Regions from separate parts of the Mus musculus genome. Here region 1 is linked to region 2. Evidence: chromatin loops called from intact Hi-C (ENCODE). Cell type or tissue: left cerebral cortex. All regions are shown on one strand. Links, peaks and the distances in the headings refer to the core of each region. The heading gives the core; the rest is flanking DNA.

Region 1 (15,620 bases), core at 4,488-12,487, 170 kb after region 2:
GCAAGTTCTGGACTCTTAAGTTAGAAGAAGGTCCCCTCAGTACATCATACTCTAAGAAAAGTGAATACTGGGTGCCTAGTACTATTTAAATCCAAAACATTATAAAATAGTATTGAAGTCAAAAGGTGTTAAGGCTGTCTGGGTATCAGAAGTTGTGCCAATAAGTACTGCTATCTTAATGACCCTATTTAAAAGATAAGAAAATTTTATAACAGAGACCTAGGTTACTCCAATAAGCATTAAGTGGTATGTGACAGAGCCATGCATTAAACTATAGGCTTCTTTGGGGCTCCAGAACAGTAGCAGAACACGGCCCACAGAATCAACTAAGCAGGGCTCGAGGGCTCACAGAGACTGAACTGACAATCAGAGCACTTGTTTGGGTCTTAGGCAGGTCTTCTGCATATATGTTATTGTTGTGTAGCTTGAGTTGTGGGACTCATGTGAGAGTGGGGGTGTCTCTGACTTCTCCCCCTCTAGTCCAGCCTTGCTACATCCAGCCATGATATGAGGTTTGTGCCTAGTCTTATTGCACCTTGATATGCCATGTTTGGGGTTATCATGTATTCTCTCCCTCTTCTCTCCCCCTCTCCTCTTTTCTCCTCCCCTCCCCTCCCCCTCCCCTTCCCTCCTCCTATCCCTCTCTCTCTCATCTAGGTTGGTATCTCTTGTTTTGAATCTTTAAGCTGGTTTTTTTTTTTTTGAAGATCTGAAGGTTTTTTTTTTTAATTAAATATTTTCTTTTTTTTTTTTGAAGCATGATTTTTTTTTACTAGATATTTTTTTTTATATACATTTCAAATGCTATCCCGAAAGTTCCCTATACCCTCTCCCTGCCCTGCTCCCCTACCCACCCACTCCCACTTCTTGGCCCTGGCATTCCCCTGTACTGGGGCATATAAAGTTTGCAATACCAAGGGGTCTCTCTTCCCAGTGATATCCAACTCGGCCATCTTCTGCTACATATGCAGCTAGAGACACAAGCTCTGGGGGTACTGGTTAGTTCATATTGTTGAATCTTTAAGCTGGAATATGTATTGATTCCAGGAAACTACAAACAAGCCACTGGTGGGTAAGATATAGGCAAAAAGAAAGTTCAGAGGGAAATATTAGAGGCAGAAAAGTGCAAGCAGTGAGGTTGGGTGGGAGATGAGGAAATAAGATGTTGGTGAGAATGAAGGATGCTTGTGAATGTTCTCCCACCCCCAGAAAAAGCCAATTAGAAGAAAGAGTAGGAAACAGATGCCATGATGGGAAAGGGCAGAGGGACCAACTCAGGGTTTAAAGTGGAGATGGGGACTGGGGAAAGGAGAAGCTGGGAGAGTAGGTTACTCAAAATCAAGTATACGTGAACAATCATACACAGTCCACAAATTTAAAGCTACTCAAAAATAAGATACACACGCATGCACGCGCATGCAACACACACACTCACACACACACACATACACACACACATGGGAGGGGTGGAATATGAACAGAAATACCCTGCATGGGTAGACAATGATGCTCCCAAAAGATAAGAGTTACATGGGCTATTAAATTATTAAATAAAGTCTCCATGTCAGGCACAGAGCTGCTCCCTATGAGGTGTTTGGCCAGGGAGTCCATAAAGATACCTGAATCAGTGCACACTACTCTCATTGCTCTTGGCTGCCCAACATATATCAAAAGTCCCCTAAAGGCTTTTCTCTTGTCAAGTAAAACAAACAACATAAATAAGAAAAAATAGCTAGGTATGGTGGTACGTGTCCCTAATACAGTACTTGAGGGGCTGAGGCAGAGGGCTAAGAACCTCCTGGGCCAGCCAAGTACACAGAGAGACCCTGTCTCAAAAAGTTATTTGAATATATAAAAAATCAAAAGCATAATGGACAAAGCTATTTGGAACCATATTGAAAATATATCTCTCAGGGAATAATTAAGGTTTATAAATTAAAAATTACAAAATGTCAATTCAGTATGACTAGAACAAATGTCACTGCAAAAGAAACCACTTCCTATTTCATAGTCTTTGTTCATGATCTATTTTTTAAATTAACACTCAATTCACCAATATTCAAAATAACCAAAGGTGATACATTCCCTTGGAGTTTGCTATAAGAGGTGTATAACCCTACAGAGGAAGCAAATCAAATCAGCTGTTAAAAAATTGTTTACATATGCTGGAACGATGTGGCATGAAGGAGCAATGCCAGAGAAAGAAGATAAAAATAAACAAAAAAAGGAAGCCACTGGGTAAGACTAAAGAAGACCTGTGATGGTGTCTTACCCACAGGTCTTCCCTTGTTAACAGTGAAAGCTTGATAGAGTTAAAATAATCTTCAATAAGTAAGGAGCCAACTGCTCTCTCAGTTGCCAAGTTCTTCAGCTGATACCTTCCTACACTCTGTTCCAAAAGGTTGTGAGGCATCTGACACTCACCACAGACTAGGTTCTTTGATCAGTACATTGCATATGAATGGAGTACTTGCCATCCCACAACTGGACAGTCACAAAATTCCTGTCCACATATTAACAATGGCATCTAGTCTTCAAAGTACAAAGATGTGTGTTTTTGTGTCTACGACATCAACTATGCAATGCTGTTCGATAAGCATTTGTCGAGATCTTCTTATGCACTGGACACAGGAAGGGGATTGAAAAACCCATGACAATTAATAGAAGACATTGGCTTGAAAGGAGCTTTTAAGACCAGAGAATGACTTAAGGCACATTGCATTTTTAATTAAAAATAAAATCAATATAATACATTGTGATCATTTGGTCTAACTGTAAATATCAAATCAGTAAATGTGTTATGCTTTAGACTGCAACTGAAGTTAGTCATGCTCTCATTAAAATATTCCTAATTAAGTGTGCCTTTCTAGAGGATTTACCTTTAAAGATCTATTATTTACATCCTCCCACACGGGCAGGCAAATGTCTTCGGAATGCTGTCTTCCAAAAAGCCATGAAAGACCAAGTCAAGAACATAACAGACCATCCAAAAAATCATATTTTAATTTAACGTGTAATGTTTGACCCCAAATATTTATTTCCTTGTACATTCCAGTCAACCTGCTTTCTCTTCTATAGTCAAAAGCAAACAGCTCATTCTTTGCTCTCAGAATTTGCTGACTGTCTTTCTATGGTCGGAATAACCAACCCACTCTCCCTCCCACTCACATCATTAGCAGCCTGGGGTGACTCTAGTCCACGACTTTTGAATCTACTCTTTCATTCATATACACTATTTCAAATAACTGAGCACCTGTTATGTGTGTTTATGATGGATACAACAAAAATTGATGCCATCATCAGCAGTGTACTCTGTACAGATCCTGAAACCGGTGAGAGAAAATGCTATGAAAATATGCTCACAGAAGGCAAGTACAGAAACCAGCTTGGAAAGTTTGGGAAGATGTAGCAGATGAGGTGTCATTTAAGATAATTTCAAAGGCCAGGATAAATTTAGATTAAAAGCAAAATAAGGGGGGAGTCTGATCAAGAGGAAGGTGAGAGTGGAGTTGCCAAGCAGTGATCTGGCAATGGAAATCATCCAAGACCATGGGAGTCGGGTTGTATGGACAACCATGAGTTGGATACGAAGCCTGAACTCTCAACTTCATCCTGGAGTACAGAAAAGATACTACCTATGAAACTCAAAGACTTACATTTAGGCAAAACGCTAAGCAATTTATGACAGTGGCAGTAAGTCTGAAACACCTACAAGACATCCACTTAGAGATATCAAAAAGGTGTTGCAAGAAGAATTCAGAATTTAGCAGAAATTTCAAAATCTCTGACTATATCGATCTGAGTATCTTTGGCATGTGTGCACAATTGAAGCCACCAGACAAGACTTCTACTATTTGCAAAAAGAAAGGAATGGCAGGCTATAATAGAACATTTAAGAAGGACAGTATTTGAGATTCAATATTGGGTTAGAATAGAGGCATACAGAAAATTTGAAGGCAAAGAAGGAAATGGAGGTTCAGGCAGCAGAGAAGAAGGGGCTTCAAATGACCTTCAGCTCCTCCTGTATGTATTACTAACCTATTCTTATTATTTTTCTAGGTTTTACCAACTATCCAATACCTACATAATATGCTCTAGAATTGGATGTGTTTGATTTCTCGAGTGCAGGGCCCAGAGGTGTTCACTGTGCTGCCTTTATGGAATGCAGAAGTAGTCGCTGGCTCTTTATCAGTCGTAGCTGTGTTCTGTATTGACTAGCTGAAGCTGTTGAATAGCTAAGCACCATGGGATTTCTTTCTCCTGCCTGGCCCTAAACAGGTCTCAAACCTTTTAATACTAGAATCAAGTTTTTAACCTGGGTCAGCTATATTAAGTGGCAACACTTGGCTTAGGGTATAAAAAAAATCTACAAATTTAAGTTATTTGTATAAAAGCTTAACCTTTTAAATTATACTTTCATTAAAAAAAAAAACAGTGATGATTTTCAGACATAACACCAGAGTGGAAGCTATTTATAACTTATGCTTTTACCAAGGTTTAATAACCAATAAAAATGAGATTGCTTATTTCAATATACTTCTATTTCAAATATCAGGATGTAAGATATAGCCTCTCTTATTTTCAGAAGGAAGGGATTAGGAAAGGATACTTAATCTCCACTATATTACAATACAGAGACAACCAGGAAAGATAAATCTGCTAAGCTGTGTGAAATATAAAAAGGAAAAGCCACTGGGTGTCCTCACTTTGTTCTCATCGGTGTCTACCCAGACACTAAGTAATTCTCCTGACCTTAGAAGACCTCCATACATGTACATATACTACCTTATATTTTGGGAAAAAAAACTGATACTTTGACTAATACAGACCATGTATACTGAAACTATAGTCTAATTTTTCTAAAATAAAAGCTGCAAAGTAGAAAATAAAACAACCAGCCACCAATTAAAGAGTTTCTCCTCTCTCTCTCTCTCTCTCTCTCTCTCTCTCTCTCTCTCTCTCTTCTCTCTCTCAAGAGCAGGTGCTGGAAAGATGGCTCAGCAGTGAAGATAATTTTCTATTCTTACACAAGACCCAGGTACAGTTCCCAGAACCCACAGCTGCCTAAACCTCTGGATCCAGAGGACTGGTGCCTGTGAGCATGTGCACACTCAGTGCACATGCATTTATTCAGGCGACGTGCACACCTACTCATAAGCTAAAAAGTAAATAGATCATAAAATGAGTATAAAGGACAAGTGCAACCACAAGACCCACAACAATTGTTCACCAATAACAGACAAAGTTTAAAATAACTCGGTATCTTAGTTACATTTCTACTCCTGTGATAAACACCATGACCAAAAGCAGCTTGGGGAGGAAAGGGTTTATTTCGCCTTTCATGCTATGGTCTATAATAGAAGGAAGGAGAAAGGTCGAGGTACAAAGGAGGCGAGAGCTGAAGCAGAGACCACAAAGGAGGACTGTTTTACAGGCGTACTCCTCATGGCTTGCTCATCCTGCTTTCTTACACATCCATGAACCACCTGTGCAGGGGTGGCCCCACCCACAGTGAGCCAGCCAGGCCCTTCCATATTAATCACTAATTGTGGCAATGCTTCCTCACAGGCTTGCCTACAGGCCATTCTGATGGAAGCATTTTGTCAGTTGACTTTCTCTCTTCTCAGCCGATCCTAGCTTGAACATTTGGCTTCTTGAAATCAAGAGTATTAGTCAAAGATCAATGATCTTCAGGTGCAATAATACACATTGAAAAGAAAACAAACTATGTATGCCTTGGGTAGTACAGCAAACCTTCATCAGGGACTGCTCCTGTAGTGGCTTACTTGTGAATATATATTCATATTAAATATGACAGGCCATTAAAAGAAACTAAATAGCATAAGGTATCTATCTACATGGCAGTATGGACAGTTTAGTTAGTTTTCAGTGCACATGCCTTCTCTATATAAACATGATAACATCTTCCAGACAAGTAACTTAACTTAATGATGAGCAATAAAAAAGTACTAAACAATGTATAAATGATTAACTGGGTATTATCATCCGTATTATCTCAGTTTCATTCACTAGGCTTCTTTAAAATAGCTGATATTCTAATTAAATTCCTTTCAACAATATTTCATTATCTTACAACTTAAACTTCAAAGGGATTATCAAAATATTACTTTCTAAAATCTATTTAAATGAATTTGCATACCAGGGATATGGTCTCTAAACTGTAGTCTGTTTTGCATTGATAGTCCTGTGTGCAGTTTAATTGACAACTATTATTTAAAAACGATTGAAACTTTGGATGCAGCCTTCCCATAAAAAAGCACCCACTGAGATCGTATGAAATGCAATGTCTTGTTTTCAGCAAACCATTACTATTGGCCAAACAGTGGTTTCCAAGATTCCTTGTTTGCATTGCTTAGTGTTCTAACAAATTTTAAAACTTTTAATTGCTTGCTTTTTAGTGGTTTGATACAAATAAGTTGAGGCAGGGGGAAAAACCAACTTATAAAGAGGAAAAGGCACTCTAATTTGTTGTCTTAAGTAGATACTTAAAATTGACAGTATAAAACACTGTCCATAGCAAAGAAATAGTATAAAAAGGCAAATCAGCAGTTAAGACACTTTCCTTTTAAGCAGTTTTCTCTCATGTAAGTATAGGGAGATTTCACATAATAGCAACAGAAATAGGAAAGCCCCAAGCCACTTCTGTAGTATAACCCCTTGCTGTCAGCTATTTGACCAAAAGAAACACATATAAACCTGATATGAGAATATGAGACTATACCTGCAGAAACCACTGGGCATTTAGTACAGAAATTTTAAAAAGTTATATGCACGTGTTACACCATGCAACAGAAAGCTAAACAGATAAAACTAGTTAATAATTAGCCCCCCCATTCAATGGTAAAAATGAGCCATTTATTATACTCCATGACAGAGAAGTTAACACTTTTGTGTTTTAGTATAAGAAAACTACCTTGAGCCAATTTCTCTTCTCCACTTGAATTGTGCTTGCCTTGTTGTTATCTCAAACTTTACCATTTCCCCATCATGTTTTTGTTATAACAAACATTGATAACCCAGTTAATGAGAAATAAAAACATAATTTCAGATCAGACCATGTGATGATTTTAACTTTGAATTCCTTGCCAGATTCCCAACTTAGTGTGACTACAATCCTAATCACAGCCCTCACTGTGAGACTGTGAGTGGGGCCTATTCCAACAAGATCTCCTCCCCACATGCCCAACATCACCCTCAAAAATCACAAGAAGGGGCTCGGCCTTATTTCAGAGCATAAAGGCAATAAGAGAAGTTTCCTTGGGTATGGTAATTTGAAATTTAAAGATGTTTCTGTTTTACCATGTTAAATGACCATAAGATACAAGAACAGGCCTAACAAGTCTCACTGTGTACAGCAAGCCAAGAAACCAAATGGAATGACTTGGTAATGTTTATCCCTATAGAAAATGGTAGCATTAAGACCAATACTTGGTAGGTCATGGTGGTACATGTCCTTTAATGACAGTATTCAGGAGGCAGAGGTAGGTGGGTCTTAGAGTTGGAGCCTCGTCTATAGGGCATCCAGGGCTACACAGAGAAGCTCTGCATTAAAAACAAACAAACAAACACACTAAAAACCCAAAACCTCATTCAGTATTATACAGAGCAAGTCACTGGTCAACCTTTCAGACTGTGGATGTTTTTAAGTGGTTGGAACCACACGTGCAACAAGCTATACGAAGAATGGTGTCTCTATTCTACTCGCATACTCCGTTGCCTGACCAAATTTTAACACCTGAACTTTTAATGCCTGGCCTTCTTGTTGAATCGACTATCATACAGTTCTATGAGTAGAAGTATCCTGCCTGGGAAAATTCAGAATAACGTGGCTGACAGAGACTTGCAGTCAAGGAGAAAGTAGCAGAATGATACCGTGTTAGGGAGACTTGTATGCAAAAGACCAAGTAGGCCAGGAGAACAGAAGTTAGAGAGGAGAGGCATGTGCTCAGACAAGCATAGGGGATCCTACCAGCCATATGCACTGCTGTTGCTGCTTGGGAGGTCACTGGATTCTCAGACCAAATGCTGTGAGCAAGGGGCCAAGGGGCCAAGTTTCTAAAGGCTCCACTAATGTTAGGAAACAAATCAACAAACAGAATGGAGCGCATGTCAAGAGCTGAGCAAATGATTCATGGTATTTGTAAGCATCCAGCAAAATGTCGGATAGATATAAAGGAAACAGTACATGCTAGCCTCCTATCCCCAACAGATGAACAAAACAGCCCACAAAACCCATAACCACACTTATATTATGGACTTTAATAAACAGCGAAGACTGGAATCACCAGGTAGGAGTCTGAGGTTCTATTATTCTTGTTGCTTGTGCCTCAGGGAAATTTTCTCCAACCCTCTAGACCAGATCTAGAACATGCAGTCTGATCTCAGAAGATCCAGTGTTCAAAGTTGTTTAAAAACAGAACATAGACCATTAAGGTAAATGAAATTCAACACAATGGCACTTATAATCCACGCAGAACAAGCTCATCCATATGCTTCTTATAGACGTGGGAGAATAGAGTGGTTTAGGAATTCACACCGAGAGCTTTCTAGGAGGTTTTTGGACTGATTTACAGGAGTCAGCCTTCCTGTTGAACAAGTTGAACAAATAACCTTCAGGAGAGGTTGTGTTTCTATTACTCAGGTTGGCAGCAGCCCAAGGATCACACCCATTTGCAAAGCATAGCGAACCTCAAATATGGTAATGTAAATACATAAACGGTAGTGTCTTATTGAGAAAGCATACACACAAGTTAAAAATACATCACTTTGGGACAACCAAAAAAACAATGGCTTTGTACCTTCCCATTATTTCTGACACCACTGTGTTTTCTTCACTTTTTAAAAAATCTTCTCTTTTCTATATTTTCTCCCATGAATGTTTGAGAACTTCCACAGTGTGTCTGTACATTTGTTAAGACAGGTTTTTTTGAGAGTGAGATTCCTACACAGCACAGGGTTAGCTTTCTCTGAGTCAAAGCCCACTTACTACCAGTGTGGAGCGGGACTAAAGGCAGCAAGTGTGCTCTCTCCTACAGTCTCTTCTGCCCAATAGGACATCTTGAATTCAAAGACCCTGTTTACATCTCAGCCACTATCTCTCTTCACTATCCACCTTTCCCCCTTTTCTTCTCATCCATCCTTGCTTGAACAATAGTGTAGCACATACCTGGCCTAACGTGTGGGCCAATAGAAATACACCTACATTACAATCACCTCCTCCTTAAGTCTCCCTAGTTCATTCTTTTTCTGCTTGGCAAACTGTTGCTTCTGGAAAACAAGCCCTTTCAACACATTTCGAAGTACAACATGATATGTGTGCACACAGAGGAAAACTAAAGTAATAGAGACTTCTACTTCATCTTTTCTCCCCAAGCAGGTTATATTGACAGATGTTTGAAAACCAAGGCCACAGTACCACCCCCCAGCAAAAAGGCAGAGATGCCCAAAGTTGTCTTTGTAACCAAGTCACATCTTGAGGGGCAGAATATGGAATGAGTAAGAAACCCTACAAAATCTAAGAATTTTGTAACCCATGTTCATACAGGAAGTGGAAGAAATCAAATATAAAAAGATGCCCAGTTGCAAATGTCTTTGCATTGTACTAATACAGTTTTCATTATCTTTAAATTGAAGGACATTCCCTTCCCCTCAATCCACAGGAAGGTTCTGTGCACCACCAGAAGTGAACTCAGCCCTGCTCCATTACGACCAGCAGCTGATTTTCTCTGTTAGCTTAATCTGTCAAACCACTTGATTGAGTTGAAAGAGAGACCAGAAACTCATGTAAGGAAAGGATAAATGTTAGAAGTTTCTTCTTGGTTGAGAGAAAGTGTAGTGCTTGGGGAAGTGGCTGCATTTGTTGTGAAAGTCTGGGTTGAAGCCTTGTTGAGCCATGGATGTGACTCAATGTAGAGTATCCCTGAAACCCTCAGGATAGACTAACGACTTGAGACTTGCCACACCTGCCAAATCTTCTGCACAGGATACTGAGTGGATTCAAGCACACAGTCTAAGTCAACACATTTCACCCAGCCAATTTTTTTTTTCTAATTGTAAACAATGTTACTTAAAATTAGTAGTTTTTTTTCCAAAACTAATGTGACCATGAGGATAAAATACTTACAACTTCATGTAATATTTTTAAATTCCTGTAACCAATTAAAGTAACTACTGGACTGCAGTAAATATTCAATAAGTGTTAGCCAATTTTAGTAACCATTTCAATATGGATTGTTAATTCCCATCATTGAGCCATCCCCTCAATCTCTGCTTACTGTTTTCCCTTTCTCTTCTCTTCCTATTCTGGAACTCTTTTCTCTTTGAAGCTTTTATTTAAGAAACAGAATAAGATTTGTACCTCTAATGAGATCTTCCCTGATTTAGGGCTCAGATAACAAGTTTTCTGTCTTTGTAATATATTGACCCATGATGCCTGGTGACAGGTACTTGAAGGAACATTCATTGAAAAAGTGGAGTTTCAAAAAAGTTCCAGGACACACTACACACACACACACACACACACACACAACCAAAAATTAAGACCCATTTTACAAACAGTTACGTCAATCATAAAATATAATTCTTGAGAGCCATTTTTTTCTAATTATAAACAATATTACTTAAAATTAGTAGATTTTTACAAAACTAATGTGACCATGAGGATAAAATACTCCCAACTTCATGTAACATTTTTAAATTCTTGAACTGGAAGTAAAATGATTTTTCCCTATTTAAACCTATTTAATGTCATTATCGAATTTAGATTTCAGCAGTAACTTGAAGTCAAGGCTAACTATACAAATATATTCTGATTTGTATTTGTTAGACGGTACTACATATAATATCCATCTACTTTTTCATTCTCTCTATGAATGTTTGCTGTTCTATCTTGTGGAGAAGAATTCACACACAGTAGGCAGTGCAAGGCAAAGGTATTGCATTTATCACAAAAACATATTTTAAATCCAATTTCTCTGTCCCCAGTACTTCAGTTTGGTTTGGGTCTTTTGTAAAAGAAATTTCTCAGATATGTGATATGATGGATCAAGTATTACCACAAAAACTTTTCTTTTAAGCAAAGGCCTATGAAAAGCATTATTTTTTTTCCTGGTCATTTTTCTTGGCAAGTTTAGAAAAGGCTGCCACCCATGTCTAGATGTCATCAAAGGCCCCTTACACATGTGTCATTTGAATGGCCCCTATGATCCCCAGTTTCCAAGACATAAAATTCCTTCTGTGAAAAAAAAAAAATAAGTGTAGCAGTGCCTCACTAATTGCAGACACCATGACAGGCTTACAGAGAAGAGCATCAGCGTTCCAAAACACTTGCCAACCCACCACTGCACAGGAGGCCAGGACTTTAGCAGAGGAGGCCATTGATAAAGTTGATGCAGAGGTCCAGGGTTATTGAGAGCTGTTGTATAACAGCAGTACACGCTGAGATATTCTGTGAAATCGTGCCATAAAGGAATAGTATTTACAAGTCCATGGAAAGCAGTGACAGGGATATGCCAGACACGAGCAGTTGGGCAGAGCTTTTAATGTGCTTGTCCATGTAAACCCATATAGTATTATCATTGACCCTAGGTGGTCAGCAGGTTTGCGATTCTGCCCTAAACTCATCCACTCCAACTTAAAACCTTCACCCTCTACAATGCTTCCAACAGCCAACGAAGAGGCATTATGCCACTGCTTGTACTGTGACCCCCTTCCTATCTGGACTCTCAGGAGCAGCCCATATTTATCATTAGCTGCTGGAGGCCTCCATCTACCTGCTGTCTGCAGCAAGCACCAACAGGAACAGCAGCGAATCTGCAAATGCTAGCCAATTATACAGTGTCTAGGACAGGTGGCAGGGGCTGCAGTAGTGAGGACAGATGGACCAACAACCTGACAGACAGACAGACAGCAGCACCATTAAGACATCATTACTTCCAGGCTCAGAAGAGGGGAAGCCTGCAGCATGGGGTTGGGGCAGTGTCATTCTTTCACTAGGGACAGGAAGCAGATTAATGAGGGTTCTGCCTCCCTCAAGCTGGCAGGCTTGAAGTATTTGGTTTTTTGTGGTTTTTTTTTTTTTTTTTTTTTTTTGGTTTTCCCCTGGATGAGAAGGAGCAGGGAATTCAGAAACCTGCAGCTCTTATAGAGCCAGGCTAGCTCTGGCCTTCTAAGTTAACAGCCTTTTATTTTCCCAGAGTCTATAATGAAAGAGGAGGAATCACTGAACCCCTACTATTTTGCTGTGGCCTGACAGCCACATCTCTCCCTCAGTATAGCCCTCCCTACTCTACAGCAGTTGCTTTTGCTCAGAGGACCCACAGTCTGTGGTTGCAGCTTTCCCTATGCCTCTCCTGTTAGGCTCAGCTGCACTGAAGAAAAGAAGATGCCTTCCCAGCCAGCACCTTCCCTTCAGGAGGCCATTCTAGGGAGTTTGAGAAAGGCCATGATGGGTGTGCCCTGTGCCCTGGTATCACCCCCTGCTCCCTCTCTAGACTTCCCTGCAACCAGCTAACTCTAGATGCAACAGGTTCCCTTTGGCTCTTCATGTCATTTGCTTGCCCCAAATCCACCTTCTGCATAAGCAGAGGATACCAAGACATTGGTACCAGTCAGGGAGTCTACATTCCACCACCCCAGAGAGGAAAACTTTACTAAAGGGAAGACAGAGTTGAAATCCCCTTCTACTTCACGCCACCGGAGAGGCTAAGAAGCCAAGGCCAGCATGTATGGCAGTCCTTGCAAGCAGTTCTGAAGCAAAGGGTAGTACAGTCTCACAGACTCCTGCACTACCAATAGTCAACCCCATCCCCTCCTCATGCCCAGGAAAATGGGGGCACCAGGCACGGGTCCCCTAAAGGGCTGATGGGTTCTGTAAACAGGGCATGTGTAGATATTTAATCCCCGACTGCTTCCTTTGGGAAATGGGAAGGCCCCAGAGGTCTCTTAGAAGCCAGTAATGAGAAACCCTTATTTTATTTCAGGCCAGAGTTACCAATCAGCTGCTGTCATTACCAAAAAAACTTTGTACTGCCAGTGGCCTTGCATGCGGATAAGAAAATGTGTCTTCATACAGTTATTCTGTGTAGAAGCCTCAGAATCAAAGGTTAAAGGGAAGCTGGGAATGCAGGTTACCAAAGATGGCAACTGCCCAAAAAAGACCCAACCTTTGCATTGTAAAATGAATGAGCACCAAAACAAACACTAAAAATAAGCCTTTTTATTATATAAATACCAGCAAGCACCCTTCACTGTTGTAACTCAGATGTGCTCAACAACTCCAAGGAGGAGCTGCCCTCACCATCTCTACCTCCACCCTTTTCTCCACTCATGCCCTGGTCCCTAATCTGCCCTCAGCCCAGAGCTCCTACCATTGGGTGGGATCAGCTTCACTTGGCGCTGCATATCTCACCCCACGGTGGTCCCCCTGTCCACTCAGTCCTCCTGGGCACTCCTGGCTCAAGCCATCTTCCTGGGGTCCTAGGTTTTTGGCTTTGTGGGGTCCTCTCCTTTCTCCGGACTCCCAGACTTCTACCCTGCTCAATCCCGAGGAGGGGCCCCTAGCCCCAAGGTGGGCACCTCTGCCCTCACCCCTGCTCCCTCGTCAGCCCCTCCCCCACACTCAACCCAGAGGACCTGGTGAGTGAGTAGTGAATGGATGGATGGAGGCACCACCGAGGGATGGATGGCGTGCCCTGGGGGGTTGGGGGGTGCTTACTTGAGCATGGCCTCTTCTTTTTCCTCCTCTTCCTTCTGCCGGTCCATCACTGCCATGATAATGTTCCTCTCCTCCTCGGTCAGGTGGCTCAGGTCGGGCAGTTCTTGCATAGGGGGAGGCACCGTGGGTGGGCGAGGACCTCGGGGCCCCACGGCCGAGGACATTTTTCGTGGCCTGCCCGCCCCCTCGGCTCGCTGGCTCTGGCTCTCACCTTTCGGATTCACGCCCCGCAGCTGCGCCCCTGCTTTCCACGCTCACAGCGAAGCCCTCCCGGCGGCGGCAGCGGCGGCGGCAGCGGCAGCAGCAGCGGAGCCGGGGACAGCGAGGACCCAGTCTCTCATGATGCTCTGCCTCCCGCCGAGCCCGGATGCTGCCTTTGTTTGGGTCGCCCTGGCGAGGCTCGGGGCCGCCTGGCCGCCTCCCGCAGCCCAGCCTCGGCCGGCGGGGGCGGGCAGGCGGAGGCTCGGCGAGAGGGCGAGGGCTGGCGCTGAGCTCCGGAGCACGGCGGCCGGGCGCGGGCTGGGCTGGCGGGCCGGGGGCGGGGCCGGGCCGGGGCCGCCCGACGCTGCTTGCTCGCGGGCTCCGCTGCCTCCAGTTTGGGGCTGCGGGAGGGAGAGGGAGAGTTTGGGTGTCAGTTAGGCGGAGTCTCGGAGCTTCGCTCCCGGGTGATGCTGCTGCTCTCGCAGACATAAGCTGCCAGCCACTCAGTCCCGGAGCCGCTCCGCCCACGGGCACCACCCACCCACTCCCCGGGTCCGAGCCACGCGTGCCCTGGCCATTCCCCCCGCCCCACGCTCGCCGACGTGCATACTCCACTGATCTCTCCCAAGGTACCCCTCACCCTGAGTCATCCTCCCTCTCCCAGGTCCTGGTCCATGTCATCCTCCCCAGCCCTATTTTCCCATGGGTTGCTTTAATCATCTTCATCCTCGCCACAGTCTTCATCATTGATGCTTTTAGAGCACCCACAGGGTTTAGAACAGCAGGATGGTACACCCTCTAGGTCTATTTTCCCCTTCCTGCCACCATGTCTTTCTGCTTTACTCGGCAAGTGTGCACAGCCACAGTTGTGTGTGGGTTCCTAGATAATTTTGGTGCACACACACACAACATACACACATCCAGCAACCCGAATTAGCATTGTACCCTTCAATGCAATCTTTTTCTTGATGGGTTCTCGCTAGAATTGTTCTGCTATGTATCCTCATTTTCCCCTCAAGATGCCCCACCACACAGTAACTCTTTAATTTGCCATTTGGGGCACTGGGTAGCCCCATCAGACTGCATAACTGCACTTCACTGGTGCTTGGAAATGGATTATCTACTCTAATTCCTCCAGTGATGTTCGCTATCATCATGCACTCACTTCTCAGCCTCCGTGGGTACTTCTCCAACAACACCACGATAGCACGATAAGGAAAACACCCACCCATATCCTATTGGATTTAAAAGCGTCTGCTCAGTGCCTGGTACGATGATAGGCATTAAAGGGTGAGCTTCTCTCAGTGATAAAGGGGGGAAAATTAATAGACAATTCTTTCAAAATACGTAATATTATCGCCTTTGAAACCTGGAGACTGAATTTTGGTAATGCAATTATAAAAGGATCAATAGAGAGACTGGCTCAAATTGAGCCATTTCCCAGTAAGGATCTCATAGCAATGATGCGAGATAGGATGGGTTTTCTCTCCAGGGAATTCTTTCTGTAGTTCCAGAAGCAAGATAGTACCTATTTTCCCCCTTCAGCCTTAACTTTGTTAACATGGGGGGGGCAAGGATGGGGGGGTTATACGATGCTAAAAGCTTCACATTTAAAGACCTTACAGTTCAATTGATTTTGCCAGTAAATGCAGTTTTTATGTGGAGATATATATGTGAAACTTCT
Region 2 (15,620 bases), core at 3,672-11,671:
CCCACACACTGTAGGCAAGAACTCCACTAGGAAAACTGATCAGACAGTGTCCGAGATAACTGGTTCAGCCACCTGCCTTTCTCCTTTATAATGTCACCCAGGAAGCTACAGGTATTCCAAGTTTGCCCTCCACAGTACCATTAGGAACAGAAAATCGGCGGCAGTCAAAGCCAGCTTCACGTTTTCCCCATAACTCAGTGCAGTACTGAATCCTGACTTCTGGGGCATGTCAATATTACATTTGCGTCCCTAGCTGTTAGGCTCTTGGTTACCCTCCATTGAACTCCACTAATTACACTGCTCCCACACATTTCATGGTCCTGTGTTACCGCCACCACTCTTTTTATTAGCCATTACTACCACTGAACCTTATTCATCCTCTTCTTACTTTAGTCTGGGCTCTTTCAAACACTGCAGTAGGTTCATGGCACCTCCCAAATCTATCACAAGCCCCTTCTCTTCCCATTCGTCTTGAAGATACTGCTGTCATTCTGAACATTGCCCTTCTGTCTTCTCATTCCCTCAAACTATTTCTCTTGCATTTGCTTTTCCTATCTCTTTGTTTCTCTCAGAGTTACTGCCATCTACTTGCTTTTCTGAAACAGTTTTCTGTCTCTAAGGACAACTGAACAAGTCGATGATTACTGGCTAAGAATAAAGAAATGATGGTGTTTTCTCATGTTTAGACATGTTGAATTTGGGGGAGCAAAATTATTTTCCCCTGGCTTTTAGAGTCACTGCCCATGGTTGTAAATGGAAAAATAAATCTTTTAAACTAAAGATGCAGTTTGGCTCTAAGATGTTAGATACTGTCTCGGGGTTTTATGGCTGTGAAGAGGCACCATGACCAAGACAACTCTTATATATAAAACGTTTAACTTGGGCTAGCTTACAGTTTCAAGGTTTTAGTACATGATCATCATAGCAGGAAACATTGTAGTATCCAAGCAAAAAAGGTGCTGCAGGAGCCAAGAATTCCACATTTTGATCCAAAGGCAGCCAGGAGGAGACTGGCTTCTGCTGGGAGCCAGAAGTAAGCTCTCATTCCACACAAAGCAGAACCTGAGCATAGTAAACCTCAAAGGCCACCCCCACAGTGACACACTTCCTCCAGCAATGTCACACCTACTCACTCCAACAAGGCAACACCTCCTAATAGTGGCACTCCTTGTGGGCCAAACACATGACTCTAAAGGGACCAAACCTATTCAAACCACCTCAGATACCATAGTTCAAGAAATAGTCTCCTGGCCTCTTTAGCTTTTTAGTTTTTTAAATCTTTTTTTGGAGGGATGGAGGTTTATGTAAATCACCTCATTGTTTCTTGGTGGCAGTGAATTGTTGAGAAAAATTTGGGTCATCTCATCCTCTTGATGATGTTCTGGTTTCATATGGCCTGGCAATCTCTCTGAGCTTTCATTTCCCTCACCCATGAAATGGAAAAAAAAAAGTCCTAATAGATGTTTTGAATAACTTGAATATATATTTTATCTGTATCAATGTAGATGATCGTAAATGTTGATTTTTGAATGTGCACAATTGAAAGAGGGTGTATTGGCAACAGTTAACACATATGAGGATTCAATGCACTGAGGTTGTATGTCAGGTTGCAAATCTGTCAATTCCTGTTTTGATTAAACTGTGTCTAAAATGTACTATGTACCTGGAACGACTGTAGACACCTGAGGTACCATATTAAATGTAGCAAAAGCATTTTTAAATTTAGGGATACACCTTATACATCAGGGAAGGGTATATAAAATATAAACGTATTGCATAACAAACAAAAGCTATAGTTGCAAAAAATGAGGTTGCAACACCACTGGGTATGTAGGAGGAGTTTTATAGATAAATATTCTTTAAAAATGGGCTTTCACCTTTACATAAGCAAATTAATTTTACCAGAGAAGCAAACAGAGTAGGCAGCAAAGCATAGAAGTATCTATAGGGAAAATTCCTAAGCGAGAGGAAAGTAAGCATAAGGTCCCTCTCTCTCTTTGGCAAGCTCAAGATGAATGTGCCTGGTTTACCTACAAGGCCAGACGAGCATTAGGACCACACAAGAAATGCACTATGTGGCTAGCACTGTAGAGCGCATCACTTGTGCTGAGTTACACGGACTTCGTTACTGCTGAGGCAGGACTTAACCAGAATGTCTAATTGGAGGAATTCAGCAGTGAAAGATAAACAGTGCGCCTCTGGCTGTTGTTGATAGGAGGAGAAAAATCAATCTGGGTCAAAAGTCAGGTCACGGACACCAAAGAGGAATTTCCTAGGTGAATGAGCTTAAAACAAGCTGCTAGGCAGGAAAACGAAAAACAAAAACAAAATGTTCATATTTGGAATTTACTAAAAATAGAACTCACTGCATTTACTTACTTACTAAATGCAAAACATGAATAGAAGGGATAGAAGAATGACTCCTAAAATTCTGAGCTTAGCATTAAGGTTAATTTTAGATACTGGAAATCAAAAGGGGGAGTTTACTCGAAGAAAATTCAAGAGGGGAGTGAGGAACATATTAGGTTTGCAATGCCTACTGGATTTCTAAATGGAAATGTTCAGTAGATAATTATGTGTGACAACAGGGACCTCAAACAAGCAATCATGGCAAGACATTTATATCTAAATTTTATGTAATGTTTATATTGTTCGAAGATTTGAGAAAGGTCTATTACAAAAGAGAAAACAGGACTAGAAAACAGAAATTCTTTTTTTTTTTTTTGGAGTACAGAGGAAGATAATAATAAAAACAGACAACAATTGAACAAACAAAGACCTAAACTGTTTATTAAAATAAGTTTTACACACATAGGACTTAGCAGATGGGATATGTATATGCACATGTATGTATATACACACATACATATGTGTATGTACAGTTAGTGCTAGGAGGCACTGAAAATGCATGTTAGGACCATGTTGGCTACAGACTGAGATTTAAGCATAGCACTGAATATAATCGGGGCAGGGGGATTGATTCTGATTTTACAACCACTGAAAGGCTATGAATAGCTCCACCAAGCGAAAGTATACTCTCTGCCAAGATGTTACCTGGAAAGTGATGAAAATAATGAAAGAAGTCATCTTGGATAACTGCAGACTTAAAGGGAATATGGTAATCTATAGATACCCAAGAAGATAATGAATCATTTATCACACTTCTGTATGTCTCAACCACACCCAGGGATCTCAAGGAATAGGAATGTCTACATACTTAAGGTAATCTGAGTCTCTGCTTGCTTTATACCAACATCTGCATAGCTGGCCTTAAAAGTAGCATGATGTCTTGCTCCTCTACATAGGACTGAACTGTTTCCAGCACAATGTGAATCCAGCAGGATTATCAATATCAGCACCAGAACCCCTCAGCAACTGTTCAGCCTGTTGTTTCTTCGTGAGCGTCAATTTTGATTTCTGCTTAGCAAGTATTAATTTACCAACAACTATAAATACCTGTGTCTGGTTAGAAGCGTAATTTCTTCACTCTGATAGTCTGAACTTAAATGTAGGTTCTGCCATTTATCCCTTGTGGTCAAATAAGTATCATAACCTCTCTGCATGCCGTATACAAAGACACAAAGAACACCAAATCCTCCTCCTAAAAGGACTAAGGACACTAATTAAAAGGTTAGGTTCCTGGAAAAGTACATTGAATTAATTCACTGTCTGTGAATATATGACACTATTTTATTACTATTTTTTCTGCATGTGCTTGGAATTCTGGATTCTGTGTGTGTGTATGTGCCCATTGACCCATAGCCCAGACACCTCTCAATTGTCATCAGAGAAGCTTTTTCTTGCAGTAATTAAGACAGGGACTGTTAATGAGACACTGTGCAGAGAAAGAGAGATGGTGGAGTAAGTGGCCCATCTATGTCAACTTTCCTATTCCCAAGACTCAGGGATCATGGTGGAAGAGGGAGGAGAGTGATCTAAGAGACCAAGGTGGTAGATAACACCAAGGAAACAATTTTCTCCAGACAGCAGGGAAGTTGCAGGAAGAAACTGACAGCAGTCATGATGGCCTGTGCAAGACTATGGAAGTTTAGGCCAGACAAAATTCTAGTAGGAAGTGTGGGAGATGGACAAACCCTTAGCTGGGGCCGCTGGCATCAGACAGCTGCTGGGAGAGGGAGAGTCGGTGTGCCTCATAGTAGTTGCCTACACTCCAGAGTAGGCTTCATACCCAAGTGGATAGACAGCACACATTAGACTTTATGGGTTTAAAGAGGAGCAAGAAGAGAAGGAAATTCAAGGTTGGGGGTGGTGGATAAGGAGGTGAGAATGGAAAGTAATGACAAGGGTAGATCTGGAATAAGTTGGATGGGATGAATGTGATCAAAATTCACTGTGTGAGATCCTGAAAGAATTCAAAATTATAGAAATGCTCTAGAATTAACATTTAAACAATACATACAGAATACAATTTAAAAGGACTTTGACAGGTCTCTTGTAAACTTTAATCTATAAAATTATGCAACGCTATTGTTCAAGTGGTATCAGCAAATGTCTGTGGATATGATGATGCAACATTTCATAAAAAAACGTTTCTTCTGAGAACTCAACGGCCATCTTGGATGCAGATGAGTTTAGTACTCATTCAATCCCACAATGCCATTCTCAGTTCAGATTGGTGCTGAGACCTGGACCTTTCTAGTCCATGTGAAATGAGGAGGATAACCCTGGGTCCTGTACTAGCAACACAATAACTGGTACTAGATAATGTTAAGAGCTAGTAATATAAATGGGTATTTTAAATGGGATCTAAAATGAGTATCTTCATAACAGTGCTCTCACCTATATACTAAAAATAGCCTAATTTTATAGATATGATTGTAGTATTGAATGTCATACACCACCATCCTTACGCTGCCACCAACAGGTGCTACAAAAGGTATTTACTGGGACAAACAAGAATGTCTAAACATTTGCCTTAAACCAAATTCATCATTTTACATTTCCTCCAAACAAAACTTCACACTTGTATTCATGCAATAGACTTCAGAGCCCACCCTACCTTGACATCACATTAAACCCATCCTTAGACGTCTGTGTATAATATATAATATATTATACACACACATACTTTTACATGCGCAAGCACATACATAAATTTTCATACAGAGAAGGAAAAGAAGTTCAGCAACTTTGTTTCTCATAATCTTCCATTTACAGCTTCTTACCAAATACTCATTTCTTTTCCTTCATATAGATCAACTCTGCCTCTATCTCCCTCTCCATCACACACCTTGGTTCCCTTCCTCCCTTAGTCCTTTCTTCCTTTTCTCAACCTGTCCATCTTTATCATCCTCTTCATTTCTCTCTCTTCTCTTATTTCTGCTTCCTTCCATGTCCTTCCTATCTGCCCCTCTCTTCTCCCTCCATTTTGTTCCCTTCCCCCTCACCCTCTCCTCTTCTCTACCACCTGTCCATCTCCCTCTCTATCACCTCACTCTCTCCTTATCTCTCTTGATTCTGTTCTCACTCGTGTGTGTGTGTGTGTGTGTGTGTGTGTGTGTGTGTGTGTGAGAGAGAGAGAGAGAGAGAGAGAGAGAGAGAGAGAGAGAGAGAGAACACGTGTGTAGTGTGTAGGTAGCTGGAAAGGTCAGAAGAGGTGATCATCCTGGAACTAGAGTTCTAGGTGGCTGAGAACCACCAAAAATAAATGCTGAGAGCCAACTTCTGGAAGAGCAGGGAACACCCTTCAGCACTAGGTCATCTCTCTAGCATGGAACCTTATCTCTTTATGATGATTTGCTGAACTTCACCCATATTTCTAGGACTTCCCCAGAGTGATAGCAATGTCAAAATCAATCCCCGGAGGTACTTGTTCTTAGTTTCCTATCCAGACTCTGAATGATTTTTAACAGACTTGAAAATAGGGTGTGGTTTGTGCCATCAGAATGAAATTGCAGTGACCTTAAAGTATAAGCAAGAGACAGGGTCCATGAAAGATTGTGTGAGTGGAAATACCACATCAGCAGTTGCTTGATGAAGGAGCCAAGAGGATAAAGTGTCCAGAGAAGACTTTGCTAAGGATAAGACATACACATAGTTCAAGGAGTGGCAGGATATTCAAGATGGCGCACTAGTATCTCTAGAGGGAACCAAAACAATGAAGAGGAGAATTAAATCTCAAGTCCTATCATGTACAGATTTACATGTTATTTTCATGAGCTTTGGCGCTTAATATTGGAACTGAAAAGGGATAAGAATTGGGGGTCTCATAATGGTGTGTATGCACTTTACATTTGAGAGGTTGATTCATTCAAAATGACCAGAAGGTATGGGTTAACCCAGGTCCTTTTTAAGATGTCCTACGTTGTGGTTCCAATCACAGAATGAGACCACGTTTGGGAAACAACATCTTTGGAAATATGTCTTTAATCATTTCTAAATAGGTAATCAGAACTCTGAGGAAAAAAAAATTGTTCTTCAGTGTTTGATATAGTGCTTATAGAAAAATTCATCCTGATTTCAGTTTTTAGAAATGAGACCAATAAGTATGGATACAGAGAGGGGATGGGAGAAACAATCAGCTGCTGAGTATAAAATGTATAAAAGTATACATTAAAAATATAGATTTTTCTCCCAGACCAAAGAATCTTCTCTTGTCCTGCAGCCACTCTAAGGTTGGAAGGCTTCCTCTCTTGTTGCCATATGCAGAGTTTACCTGATCTTAGACAGACCCTGGTCCTTACTGCTTCCTCTCTCTGCTTATGTGATGACCACAGTCATCTGTTACTGCACATCTTCCACAGGGCAGGTCTGGTTAACACCTGACCTTGGTTTTCATTTCTCTTTGTGTTTGTGTGTCTCTGCATGTGTACACGTGTGCCATGCCTATGAAGGCTGGAAGAGAGCTGAAGTCATGGGTGATGAGGCTATGATCAGAGTATGAGACCCCTGACCTCAGTGTAGGACTCTCCACTTCTCCAGAAGCAGCAAATGCTCTTGACTACTGAGCCATCTCTCCAGCCCAAGCCTGCTCTTGGTTTCTAACTTGCTTTGTGTTTCTTCAGCACAGTGTTACATGATGTCTTGTTGACAGACTATTGAAGGTACTATGGTGGGTGCTCCTTTCATTCTTGCCATAATTCCTTCCTTTAAATACAGTGTGGCCTAAACTTTCCAGTTCCTACCACTTTGCAGGTCTTTGTCTCACTGCTTTCTCTACCTGCCAAAGACTGTTTGCCTGAAGTTCAGAACAGTTATGAAGTATTCCTCTACCATTACAAGTGGGAGTTTATAAATATATACTCCTACAGGCTTTCTGGTTTACTGAGATAACTGAGCAGTAGGTTTTACTCTTGCTCTGGTGGGTTTTTTTCTTTTTTTTTTTTTTAAACTGGAATTAACTACCTCAGCTTTGTCTTCCTTTCTGAATGGTTCCTATACATTGTATGTGGACTCTCAAAGGAAACATGCTGGAATTCTAACCCACAGTACCAAATAGAATATTCCTTGAAAGCACACTCTTTGTAGGATAATCAAGTTAAACTGAGATTGCTAGAGTGGATTTTAATCCATCGTGACTTTTAAACAGGGGATAAATTTAGCCACAGAGGCGACACATACAGAATGAAGATGGTGTGAATATGCATAGGAAGAGGGTTTGGTGACTGTAGAGAGTTTGAGAGCTACATCTCCGAGGCCAGAGAAAGGTGCAGCCATCAGAAGCCAGGAAGCTGAGGTGGAACAGTCCCCCTAGAGTCTTCACTGGAGCATGCTGCTGCAGCTGCCTCAGCTCTGACTTCTGAGCTGTAGGACTGTGAAATGATTTACTGTTGCTTTAAGGAAGGAAATCTTTGCTATACTTTAAGGTTAGCTCCTTTCCCATTTAAAAATATGTATCCTTATTACCTTTCTCACACTTCCTATGCCTTTCTAATAAACAAACTGTATTTAAATTACTTTAATCCTCTTCCTTCCTCCCTCATGTCCTCCTCCTCCTCCTCCTCCTCCTCCTCCTCCTCCTCCTTCTCCTCCTCCTGCAATCTTTCTGCAATTCTTCTGCTTCCATGGTACTAGAATTACGCTAACATAGAACCACTCACCATGCCTGAATGTACCTGAACTTTCATTTCAGATTCCCATGTGACTAAAAAATATTTTTCCAACAGAGTCTGAGGTCCTTTTAAAAGAAATAACGGGCATCCTGCTGTTTTCTGTGCTTTAAATTTTATTTTCTTCTTTTATGTGTGTGTTTGCCTGATCAATGTCTATGTATTACTCATGTGACTGGTGCCCAAAGAAGCCAGAAGAGGGCCTCAGATCCCTTGGGACTGGAGAGTTGTAAGTGGCCACGTGGGTTCTTATATTCATTCCTGGGTCATCTAGAAGAACAGCCAGTGATCTTGACTGCTGAGGCATCTCTCCCGTCTTGTTTACCATTTTTAATACTTCTGGCAGCTAGCCAAGTGGTGTTTATGGTTTTGGAAAGAATGAGGTAATAGATCAAGGAAAGCTAAGACGGTGAATTAAAAAAATAAAACAGTAAAGGCTTTGAGGATCCATGCAATTGGTTCCACGTAAACAGGTAAAGGAAAAAAAAACCTAGACTAAACAAAGACGCTGATACTCAGAAAAGGTCAATTTGCCTTGGTGCTGCAGTCTCAGGACTGTTTCACTGCTCGTTTTAATCTTTAAATAAAATAATCATTAAGATATGGAAACAGCAAATGAGACAAATGTTTTTTTTTGTGTATTTTTAAAAGGTTTAAGAGCATAACTTTAAATACCACTCCCTATAAGCAGCCACTCTGCTGCAGTAATGCCTTGGGAGATTTAAAGCACCAACATCAGACTGTTGCTCCTACCCCGAGCGAAGCTCTTGCACAAAGTCAACAGCATCAGCTTCTGCTGACATAGCTCCACTGAATAACTATATTTATGCACATTTTAATGAATATATTTATAAGAATGCAATTGTTTTTGCCTTTTAAAACAATTAAAGATTCCCTCCAGGGGGACAATGAAGATGTTATTGTGTTGCAAGTCTCTTCTAGAATTACTGGTAATACATTTAAAATATTAAAGGAGGAAAAAAATAGTTTGACTTGAAGTTGATGAATGTATGCGCTAAGCCCCTTTGGCAATTTTTTTTCATTCTGCAGTTTGCTACTGTGTCTGAAATGCTCAAACTGATTTGCAGGAAAATGAGAGGAGCATTCAGGAGCAAAGGGATGTTCTTGTATCTCCTGACACTGGTTTAGCTGCATCCAGACACAACTTTGATAAGAAGAGTAAGAAGAGGTTGAGACCCAGAGGCCAGGGCCAGGAAGAGTGCTATCACTAACTTCTGCTTATATCCCTGTGGATATAAGAAGTCACCAGCCCATACTTTACAATTTATTTCACAGTCCTGGGAATGAAACCCAAAGCATTACACATGCTAAGCAACTGTCCTACCATGGCTCTATACCTACCATAAGATCATACATTAAATGTAATATTGCTAAGAATAAGTACACCTTCACTTTGGTCAGTGAGCAGTGACCATGGTAGAAACTGGGAAGCTAAAATTTTCTTGTAGTATTCATCAAGACTCCTGTGCACTGTAATTTTCCAGCTAAGCCTCATATTTAACCCATTTAGTACTTCATTATGGCTTGGAAGCATCAACTGTTCTTCACACTTGTACCCAATGTTGATAAAAATAAACTCCATTTATCCCAGAGTTCATTGTGAGGTGGTTTTCATTTTGTTTTTGTTTTTTCATTTTATTTCTTTTTAAGCAATAAGAATTCTTAAGAGCCAAGATAAAAGCTACACAGTGTTATTGTAAAGGAGAAAAAGATTAAATTGGGGAGTCAAATATTAGATGATACAAAACATTATAGGGTTCTGAATATAGCCTCCCAAGATCTAGATTTTTAAATATATCCATTATGTGCTTAACTAAAACTAAAAACTATAAACACCAACATCTGTATACCCCAAGAGATGTTAGTTACATCATGCACTTTGGAACAAAGAGGAAAAATTTATCATTCACTGAATAATTACTTACTGAATAACAGGTTTAAGGAATTGTGCCAAGAATTCTTGGGATTCAAAGTAAACCAGAGTCAGATATCCTGTAGGCAGCATAATCTGTCCTCACATACCATTTCAATACAAAGTAATACGTATTTGAAAGTTGGAGTTACCATTTCAGAGGAGAGGAGAATCATTACTAAGTTCGCTGTTCAGAGAAGACGTAATTGACAAACACATCAAAGTAAAAGGGGGGACGGTGTTCTCACATGAGCACAGCAGGGATACGGAGAAGGAAAATCATCATAACATAACGATCTGCAAAAGCACACACAGCATCTATCCACTAACAAGCAGCCCTCTTGCCTTAGACAGTGGTCCCCAGTGGGATGGAACAGAAAAGAAAGTGAAAATCAGGCAGCAACCAGGACGAGCAGGCCTTGAAGACCAGGTCAGAGCTGCGAGGCACCATGGGAGGCTCAGGGGTAACCATCCACACTTGTAGCCCCGGATTAAACCTTGAGTGGAAGCTGCACTGAATGGCATCTAGACCACGTACTACAAACTCAAAGCCAGGAAACTGTGTAAGGAGCCTTGCTGGAGACCAAGGAGCAAGCAAACATGCTTTAGAAGGTCAAGGAGAGCTAAGACATGAATTATAAGCACGAGTTTATCCAAAAGGATCACCTTATTGACTGCTTCAGTGAGCGGGCTGCCTACTTTCAACAGGATCACCATTAATAATACTGGACGAATCTGGGGACAGATTAATAAAGCTTTGAACTGGGCAGTGGCATTATTATATGTTTATCATATTTCCCTTTGCTAAATCAATGTCAGCTTTAAATACATTTGTTTGACAATTCTGAACCAATACGATTCAGAAATGTTTTAAATACACAGTAGAAACATGCCACACTTGGATAAAATTAGTATTCTGTATAAAATAAACCAATGAAACCATGTCACCTTACGTGACATATATATAATACTCATACCACATACCTGCCCCTCAATGATATCCAGGTACTTAGAACAAGTAAGTTAAGAATACAGTGTGGGTAGGAAGCCTGTTCGGAATGAGGCTTCCTTTCACCAACACCATTACCAAATATAAATGGGCAATAAAATGAAGAGCTCAGTGTGGTCCTTTAGACCCTCTGGAGGCTGTTTTCCTCCTCAGGGAAGTTTAATAATGTAAATATCTCAGATCATATGACAGAAATAGTGGGCAAGCAGTGATGTTTTAATAAGTAATTTCTGGCCAAAGTGTGATGTTTCAATGTATTCTATGAAGCAAAACAACATGCCCATAGTTCTGTGTTTGTCATAACTGTAAGTTTGCAAGACAGGGGTAGCTTTGGGAAGACACAAGACACACAGGGCTCCTCTGAATGGGGCCACTGTTTGGTGGGCAATCATCCAAGAGGTCTTTTGGGTGCAAACAGAACTTAAAAAAAAAAAAGAAAAAGAAAAAGAAAAAGAAAACGAATAAAGAAAAGAAAAGGAAAGGAAAGGAAAAAAAATCAGACCAAAGCAGGAAGGAGAGGAAATACCAGTTTCTGTCTGGGCCTCCCTCTTCGCTGCTTGGCTTTCTGGGAACACAGACACATCTGAAAATGTTCCTGCAAGGCAAGGGAGAAGAAGACAGACTCAGTCAGCTGGAGGTAAGCAGTTGTCAGGCTTATCCAAGCAGGGCTTTAAGATGGCTCAGCAAAGCAGGTAAGCAAGACACTTGTCACATCCGCATTTCCCATGTGTGAACTCTGAGTCCTTATTTTATTTTAATGATTAAGAAGACAGTGGTCTAATCTGAAAAGATACTTTTAACAGCCTAGCTTTGCTAATGTTCTTAGGCCAGTCTGGGAGTTCCAAAAGTAAGGAGCGAAAAATTTACAAAGAAAGGAATGGAGAGAAAGACCAGGAAGCCATGCTGTGAAATGTATGTAAAATGTGTAAGATCACAGCTCAACTGTTCTTTATTTATCTTTGTTTGTTTATTGAGACAGGTACTCACTCTTAAGCCCAGGATGGGCTAGAACTCACTATGTTTCCCAAACTGGCCTCCAACTTATAAAAATTCTCCTGCTTCAGCCTCTTGAATACTAGGATACTAGATTTGAGTCACCATGAAAAGTCTAGCATTTAACAAAAAAAGAGAAAGAGAATGGGAGGGAGAAGGGGTGGTAGAGAGGGATGGAAGGAGGAAGGGAGGGAGAGAGGGTGAGACAGAGAGAGAGAGAGAGAGAGAGAGAGAGAGAGAGAGAGAGAGAGAGAATGAATATCAGGGTGTTTTTCTATGAACTTAATATTCAGCATCACAGGAAACTAGTACGTCTGTTATTAGTCTAGGAGGTCATAAGAAATGTGTTCAGAGGAAATACTACTTTGTTTTCTATAGTACAGAGCAAGTGGAGATGATTCTGCACAGGTAAAGATACAAGTGTAGCCTTCTAGAGTGCTAACAGCCACTACTCTGTCTTCTTTGCCTGTAAAGAAAAACTACATCTTGTTCCTAATTTGCAAGAAACAGTCTCTATTTTTTTTTTTTTGGTGTTTGCTGTTGCTTGTTTTCTTTTTATCAAAATATAAAAAGTGAAAAAAAGTATAGCCTATTGCCTAATAAACTATATAATCTTGGAAACTTTAACTTTTACAAGAAAAGGCTATATCTGTAACAGTTACATACCAAAGAATCTGAATTTACTGCACTTAAACACTGTTAACAATTTCCTGGCTGTAAGATACTGAGTACAAATGTCTCCTTTGAATGGGTGACCCCAACCTCTTCTATTTGGTTCATTTGTGGTACACACACACACACACACACACACACACACACACACACTGAGACACACACACTGAAACACACACACATTGACACATATTCACAAACTCATATACACACATTGACAGACACACACACCACTATTCAATCTACCATTTGACTACAACTTTCCATAGGTCTTAATTTATTTCCTGATTCAAGAGGGGGAGTTGAAGGAGAGAAGGGCATGGAAGTTGAAAACTGCCAAAATTCTCCTAACTGTGTGTTTGAATATAAGAATTATAATGAAAAAAATACTGAAAGAAATTATATTACTTTTAAAATCTGATACATTTTGATACAAAAATTTTTATGTTGATAGATTATAATTTATCATAAAATAAATGCTAAGTAGATAACGAAGTGAACAAAGTACTTAATAAAGTAGTCTCAGCACTTGCCACATAAACATGACCCACTTGGATCCCCGGACCTAATGCAGAAAGACAGATGACGTGGTTCTTGCCTGCAATCCTGGTGCTCCTATGGTGATGTGGGCTGTGCAGTCCGAAGCAACCCCAGGAGGCAGTCATGGTTAAACTGGCTTGAACTAGGATACCATATGGCAACAAAACAGCAAGAAGAACAAGGTGGAGAACAAGACCTAGTTACTGAATTCACACCGCACCTACACACCTCTGCCTGCACCCGTGCACATACATACACACACACACACACACACACACACACACACACACACACACACACACACACACACAGAGAGACACACAGAGACAGACAGACACATGCACCTAAACAAATAAGTAAATAAAAACATAAACTCAAAATAGGTGATGCTTTCTTAGATCTCTATGTGTCTTTTTCTCATATAGCCATTAAAGTAAAAAATGAGCACTTCTAAAACTCATTTGTTCTTCACAATGAATGAAATGTGGCCAACATAAAGTCATTGACTGCATATGTCCTGCAATGCTTAATTTGACTTGTCACTAGGGCCTGGGGAGATTCTCAGTGAGGGGCTGCCTAGATCAGGTATGTCTGCAGGTGTTCACCTGGATCTCACTGATTGATGTCGGAAGTCTCAGCCTAGCGTGAGTGACGCCGTTTCACAGTCAGAGTGGGCCCTGAACCTGACGGAAATAAAAAAGCTACCTGAGTTTGATGAGCATGTGCCTCTTGCTCTCTTCTGACTGAAGATGAAATATAACCAGTTCCCTCAGCCTCCTCCTGCTGTTCTCCTCCTGACAGGATGGAGAGTCGCTTGGAGTCGTGAGCTAAAGTAAACCCTTTCTCCTCTAAGACATTCTCAGGGGGAGCTTTGTCATGGCATCTGGAAGGAAATGACTACCTGTCCTTAAGAGCATAACCACGCCCTCGTGAAGGGCTCTGAGAGCAGCATGAACTATTGGCAAAGGCTTGATAGCTCAGTCACCCTCATACCTGCCCAGCTTCTCTTGTTACAAAAGAATTCAAATTTCTGCTTGTGAAATTCTATATAACTGGGTTTGGGGGTCATTTGTAAAAGGTAATAATCCTTCATGAAAATCAAGGGCCTATTGATCCTGATCTTTTCTCTCCATTATCCTCCCCACTGCTCATGTGCCCTCCCTCCCTCCCTCCCTCCCTCCCTCCCTTCCTCCCTCCCTCCCTCCCTCCCTCCCTCCCTCCCTCCCTCCCTCCCTCCCTCCCTCCCCTCCTCCCTCCCTCCGTTCCTCCCTCCCCTCCTCCCTATCTTCCTCCTTCCCTGGAGGAGCTCACTGGTCAAACCCTTCCTGGAAGAGGCTATGGGAGATTGACTGCTTTTCAGTGCTGTAGCTGCCTATAAGTAATCCTTCACCCAAACTCAAGGAAGTAACCTTCATTACACTTACTTTTTCACAAAACTACATGTGATTGAAATTATTTCTTCTCCTCTGTTACTGGTGCGAATCAGATGTAATAGTCACAAAACTCTCTGCAAAACTCTTTTCCACTGGGGAGGGTTTTTGTTTTGTTTTGTTTTTTTGGTTTTTTTTTTTGTTTGTTTGTTTGTTTTGTTTTTTGAGACAAGGTCTCTTTATTTAGCCATGACCCTGCCTGGATGACCAACATGGACTCTAACTTGGGACGATTCTTTTTTCTCTGCATACCTGAATGCCAAGGTTACAGATGTTTTCAACCATGCACACACATGAACATGCAAATGCACACACAATGTCTCTTTCCCACCCGTTAGAAAGCAGTGAGAGAGTAGCTGTTTCATTTGATAATATAATCGGTTATATCCTAGATGGTTTCAAGGATAAACTTTCAGGAAATTTTAATCACATGAGTGGCAGTGCTAGGGGGTTTTGATCAATGATGTGAATACACATGGCAATGTGTAACTACATGGCAGCTGGGCATTAGCTCTAAGTCCTTTAGAGAGGTGTGTGTACTTTGGAAGTCACAGGTAACAAGTCCACCTTTGGCCTTTGGGGACATGTTGTGGCCTCTGGTTCTTCTATAACCGCTGTTATTGTATCTCTTAATGGCCCTCTACAAGTTTGAACAACTTTCACTTGCTTTTTCTAGTGCCAACATTAGTATCTAAAGTATGTCCTTGGCCATTTTTGTTGAGAGAGAATTCAATGTAATTTTAGCAATGTGAAGCTCAACTAGTGTACCTCCATCTCGCCAACAAACAGCTCTGCGTTCTGGGAGATTTACCATGGCTTGTGAAAAACTTGTGTAAACCATTGAATTGTTTACACCTTTCTTATATTTACTTTAATATGTCATCATCATTTTAAAAAAACATGTAATATACTACATTGAATAAGCAGCCCAGTGGGCTCTAACTTACGAAATACTTTACAAACTTAACCAATCT

What was found. A loop is a pair of places that touch in the nucleus more often than their neighbours do. Peaks named below come from ENCODE experiments on the same cell type or tissue, not always from the same donor. Only the 100,000 strongest peaks of a DNase experiment are listed, where the experiment ranks them.
Region 1: a loop joins it to region 2, with 2.1 times the contacts of the local background. A loop is called at or near these places in 4 of 42 quality-filtered maps.

The regions. Positions count from the first base shown.
Region 1 is chr1:22,791,826-22,807,445 of GRCm38, forward strand. Rims1 (regulating synaptic membrane exocytosis 1) reads right to left here and starts at 14,333. Exons shown (of 35, transcript NM_183018.4): 1 at 13,736-14,333. The coding sequence starts at 13,899. In left cerebral cortex, for the core only: no CTCF peak of the experiment used is centred there; DNase peaks (open chromatin) are centred at 8,574, 8,976, 11,387, 11,583 and 1 more place; H3K4me3 peaks cover 1,616 bases; H3K27ac peaks cover 970 bases.
Region 2 is chr1:22,618,875-22,634,494 of GRCm38, forward strand. Rims1 (regulating synaptic membrane exocytosis 1) reads right to left here. Exons shown (of 35, transcript NM_183018.4): 3 at 11,538-11,606. Among named protein-coding and RNA genes, the nearest start is that of Rims1, 180 kb to the right of the region's middle. In left cerebral cortex, for the core only: CTCF peaks have their summits at 7,719 and 8,256 (motif pointing right); DNase peaks (open chromatin) are centred at 7,603 and 8,261; H3K27ac peaks cover 405 bases.